Regions from separate parts of the Homo sapiens genome. Here region 2 is linked to region 1. The links are chromatin loops, found by intact Hi-C in ENCODE. Cell type or tissue: mammary epithelial cell. All regions are shown on one strand.

Evidence for each region. A loop is a pair of places that touch in the nucleus more often than their neighbours do. Peaks named below come from ENCODE experiments on the same cell type or tissue, not always from the same donor. Only the 100,000 strongest peaks of a DNase experiment are listed, where the experiment ranks them.
Region 2: it touches region 1 in a loop (2.6-fold over the local background); 3 of 110 quality-filtered maps call a loop at or near these places.

The regions. Positions count from the first base shown.
Region 1 is chr17:29,579,437-29,581,936 of GRCh38, forward strand. GIT1 (GIT ArfGAP 1) reads right to left here. Exons shown (of 20, transcript NM_014030.4): 5 at 2,491-2,500; 6 at 2,306-2,400; 7 at 1,902-1,944. It also overlaps a transcript of TP53I13 not described here. Among named protein-coding and RNA genes, the nearest start is that of GIT1, 9.0 kb to the right of the region's middle. In mammary epithelial cell, a CTCF peak has its summit at 1,051 (motif pointing right); a DNase peak (open chromatin) is centred at 1,095.
Region 2 is chr17:29,147,643-29,150,142 of GRCh38, forward strand. All of the region lies in intron 2 of MYO18A (myosin XVIIIA), which reads right to left. All of the region lies in intron 1 of LOC124903967 (a long non-coding RNA gene), which reads left to right. Among named protein-coding and RNA genes, the nearest start is that of MYO18A, 32 kb to the right of the region's middle. RefSeq lists a silencer at 1,134-1,613 and enhancers at 1,994-2,183, 2,204-2,253. In mammary epithelial cell, a CTCF peak has its summit at 1,391 (motif pointing right); DNase peaks (open chromatin) are centred at 1,379 and 2,009; H3K4me3 peaks cover 768 bases; H3K27ac peaks cover 1,764 bases.

The sequences.
Region 1 (2,500 bases):
CAAACATACTTCATCAGAATACCCTAGGGACGGGCACAGTGGCTCACACCTGTAATCCTAGCACTTTGGGAGGCCAAGGTGGGAGGTTCGCTTGAGGCCAGGAGGTGGAGACCAGCCTGGGCAACACAGAGATACAAAAGCAATTTAAAAATTAGCTGAGCACGGTGGCATGTGCCTGTAGTCCCAGCTACTCAAGAGGCTATGGTAGGAGGATCGTTTGAGGCTGTGGTAAGCTATGATCAAGCCACCGCACTCCAGCCTGGGCAACAGAGCGAGACCCCAACTCTTAAAAAAAAAAAAAGGCTAAACATTTTGCATACATTCTTATCTAATCCTCTCCTCCCTGAAAAATAGATGCTGTCATCTCCATTTCCAGGAGAGATAACCAAGGCTCAGAGAGGTCAAGCAGCCTGCAAGTCACACAGCCAGTAAGCAGCAGAGATGACTTCACACTTCTGTGCCTGGAACTCTCCGCTCTCGGGATGGTCACTGCTCCTGCTGATGCTCTCGGGGCTGCTCATTCTCCAGCTCGTCTCTATCCCAGTCTTGCTTGTAGGGTTCCCTGCCTCCCATGCTGTGCTCCAGCCCGGGGGCTGCCTCCATTCCCATGCAGCATTTCTACCCTCCATGCCTCTGCCTCTCTTGCTGCACTCCCCCATGAGGACTAGAATCACCTGGCTAGGCTGCCTCCCCAGCTAGATTGTGAGCTCCTTAAGGGCAGGGATTGTGTCTCAGCTGCCTCTGTGCTCCCAGTGCCAAGAGCAGTAGCTGGCTCCGGGAAGGTGCTCAGTTAATGTGCTGTTGAATGGAGCCCATATTTGGGTGTATTTACCATACACATGCACGCATGCACACACAACCCAGGTAGAATCAGACCATAGAAGTAGGAGCCTTGGGGTCTGGAAGAGGTCTGGGTTTAGGATCTGAGTCGCCCAGGCCTGGTTATGCCCATCTGCCCACACAGGCCCTTGGGGAGGAGAGCACCTCCTCTCTCCAGATCCAGGCCAGCAGGCACAGCCTGGCATGAGGACATGGCCATCAGAGGTGGCCACCAGGTGGCACCAGCATCCATCTTATGTGCTGGGTGAGTGGCAGGGGGTGTCCCACACTGCCTCTCAGACGGAAGCAGAAACACCTCATTCAACCAGCCTCAGCGCACGTGCCTAATTCTGAGCACGCTAGAGGCCTAGCCAGCAGTCACAAAGTTAGTCACATCCCTGAAGCCCACCCATCTTTTCAGCGAAGAGCAGAGGCTTCTCTAAAGACAGTGGGGTCGGTGCCACTGGGACAGAACCCAGTGGCCCACCCTCCCAGCCGGAGGTAGCTTCTGTTTCTTTTTCTTTTTTTTTTTTTTGAGACGGAGTTTGGAGTTTTGCTCTTGTTGCTCAGGCTGGAGTGCAATGGCGTGCTCTCGGCTCACCGCAACCTCTACCTCCTGTGTTCAAGCGATTCTCCTGTCTCAGCCTCCCGAGTAGCTGAGATACAGGCATGCGCCACCACGCCTGGCTAATTTTGTATTTTTGGTAGAGACGGGGTTTCTCCATGTTGGCCAGGCTAGTCTTGAACTCCCGACCTCAGGTGATCCGCCCGCCTCGGCCTCCCAAAGTGCTGGGATTACAGGCGTGAGCCACCGCGCCCGGCCCACAGGTAGCTTCTCACACCCAAGCCCTCCATGTACTTGACAGTCACGGGGCTCAGGCTATGCGGGCCACATATGGAGCTGACATTTTTTACCTGCCTTGGGGCCCAGCATTAGGGACTGAGGACTAAGCTGTGCCTCTAGTCTCTGGGGGGAGGGAGCAGGGTCCTAGGCCTCTGAAACCTGGGCTGGGAGCTCTGGGGGTCAGCCACCCACATGGCATCCAACAGCCTCTGGAAAGGGGCATCAGGTGGGCACTCACCTGTCAGCCATCTGTGGGATGATGTAATGCCCATTCTTGTGATCTGAACAAAAATAAAAATGCCAAGTCACTCACTAGTGCTGGGTGGCCTCAGCAGCTGGGAGCCCACCTCACTGCCATGAGCAGGGCTGGCACCCAGAAGTGTCAGGGGAAAGTGGGGAGGGCAGGCCACCCCCAAGAATGCTGGGAGCTCGTGGGAGGATGCAGGATGCCCACCCCCACTCCCTAGCCCCAGCGATGCTATGGCCCAGAGCCTGCAGTAATTTCACAGGAGCCAGTTGCCTAGCAACATTGCTCCCCAGCCGCTCTGTCACCATGGCACCTGCTGCCGGGTGCGTCCAGGTCCCACCTGCCCAGCCCCAGCCAGGCCTGTCACAGCCAGGCGCCCCCCAAGCTCTGCTCACCCGGCTTGCGTCCACAGAGGTAGAAGGCCAGCCGGTCAGTGAGCTCATATTGGCACTCAACCAGCCTTTCCGCCAGCTCATGGTGCCCCGCCTGCCTGTGAGGAGGGGGTATGGCTCAGACCTGCAGCAGCAGCCCTCACCCACACCCCCACCCACCCACACTGCACCCTTCAGCCGACCCTCACCTGGCATAGT
Region 2 (2,500 bases), 430 kb before region 1:
TGTAATCCCAAAACTTTGGAAGGCAGAGGCAGGAGGATCACTTCAGACCAGGAGTTCAAGACCAGCCTGGGAAACACAGAGACCCGTCTACAAAAAATTTAAAAATTAGCCAGGCGTGGTGGCCTGCAACTGTAGTCTTAGCTACTTCAGAGGCTGAGGTGGGAGGATCAATCACTTGAGCCCAGGAGTTCAAGGTTACAGATTACAGTGAGCTACGACCATGCCACTGCACTCCAGCCTGGGTGACAAAAAAAAAAAAAAAAAAAGGAAGTCAAGGTAAAAGGTGATGCCAAATGAGAGATAAGAAGGGTCTGCCTAGGATTCTGGCAGTTGATGGGGAAGAGAGGGTGACTCAAGAGAAAAAATAAGCTGGACTTGGTGACTATTTGGGGAAGGATGGGAAATGGGCACAAGCGGGTCTGGGTGGAGATTGAGAAAAGTAAGGAAAGATACCAAGGTTTAAAGCTTGGGAAGATATATTTTGTTAAGATATATCTTAACAATGAGATATATATATCTTAACAAAATATATCTTAACAAAAGAATACTTCTCTGACCCCATTTGTCCCTCTAGTTCCCCTGTAAATCAAAACTCCTAAAAAAAAGTCTATAAGCACTGTTGCCATAAATGGGTACTAATTATATGATCCTTGTATTACAAATTTGCGGTGTGTAAAGTGTCAATAATAGAACTATATTTAGGGAGTTGGGGAGAGTCCTGTTTAAAGCACTCAGAGCTCAGGGCCAGGAGGGCCTGGAGCACTTGCTTTTGAAGTGGGAGGGCCCAGCCACTAGGGTGGCAGGTGCACTTCCAGGATGACCACTTCAGAGGTCCTCAGCACCAGCCCTAGGGCCAGTACTAGAGTCTACACCTGTCTCAAAGAAAATGCCAGCGCAGGAGTCCCTTCCCTTTCTTGGGAGGAATTATCCTTTATTCTTTTGTGTGTGTGTGTGTGTGTGTGTGTGTGTGTGTGTAAGTAACAAAATGTCACCTCGTATGAAACAGTAGTGTTAGGAGACAGCGATTGGTATTGAGGTGCCAAGATTTTTTATGAAATTCTACCAGTGCCGATAGCCAGTGGATTCTGAAGGGTTATAGGGCAGACTCCCTTTAAGAAGCCTAGGGATGGTCTCAGAGAGGAGAAGGAGGGCTGAGAGGAAACCTGGAGTGACCAACGGCGCATGCCCAGGGCCACCCCAGCCACTCAGCACCCTACGCACGGGTCAGGCTCTGTGAGGGCCGAGTCAGCCCCAGGCCCGGGGCGGCACTTCCCGGGTTGGCCCACCGGCCAGCCGGAGCCTGGGCGGGGCCAAGGGGGTGGGGCCAAGCCCAGCACATGCGCCTAGAGCCCTGGAAGCTCCGCCCTGCAGCGCCGCTGGCGCCCAGCAGAGGGTGGCAGCCCCCTTCTCATCTACCCTCCCGCTTTGCTGGGGCCGCTTTCACCTCCGCCAGGCCGGCCTCCAGGCCCCACCCCCAGGAGGCGTCCCCCAGGAGCTCCGGCCCGAGGGGGCTGCGGCGGCAAGATGGCCTCTCGCCGTCCCCAGGACGCGTAGGGCAAGAAGAGGCAGGGATGAGCTCGGTGCCCACTTTGTTTTTATCACCGCTCTATCCCCAGAACCTAAAACAGTTCCTACATATAGTAGGCATTCAGTAAATGCTTATTGATGGAATAAATGAATGAATACATGAATGCAAGGTCAAAAGACGCCAGGAAAGCCTGTTCTAGAGAGGGGCTTGTCTAGAGACAAGCAATCAGGAAGGTCAGTGGGTATGGGACGGCGAGCCACAGATCACTGCCCCAGAGGTGGTCGCCGAGGCTTGGGGCTCTGACACTCCCCCCAGCCCCTACACCCACCCAGTCCCTGCATTGGCACACCCATCAGTTTGCTCAGAGCCATGTGCCACCACACCTTTTCGGGCACAGAGCCCAAGTAGGGACGCCTGGGCTTGTCCTCTCTGCCAAGACCCTGAGTCAATCCCCAAAGACTAGGCAGGCATATGCGGCCGACTGCAGGGACCACCTGACTGGCCCGACAGCAGGCCTGCTGCTCTCTGAGGTCTCTCAGCTGCTGGGGATTTCCTCATGGCCCCCGGGGACTTCCAAATTGCCTCTGCTTTGCCAAGCTCCCCCAAGGCCCAAAGCCATGAGCCAGCCTTGAGGATCCTTTCCCAAAATCCTCCACAGCCCTGCCCCACATCTCATCAGGACTTGGGTCACTTCTGGGTCTCCTAAATGTACCACATGCACTATGTTCTCCTATCCACCCCCTCTGGTAGACAGGAGGGAATAAACATAATGAAGCATTGTTCTCTTTTTCATATAAATGACAACTCTTCTCCATTTCCACAGAAGAAAAAAAAGGAAGCCAGCTTAAGGGTCAGCCACAGCAATTTAAATAAAATATCAGTAAGGTCTTCCTGGGTGTGAGAGATGGAGGCCTGTGGTGCTTATTCTCAAAGTCAGAGAAGTTCTTCTAGACAAGCCTCAGGTTCCTCGTA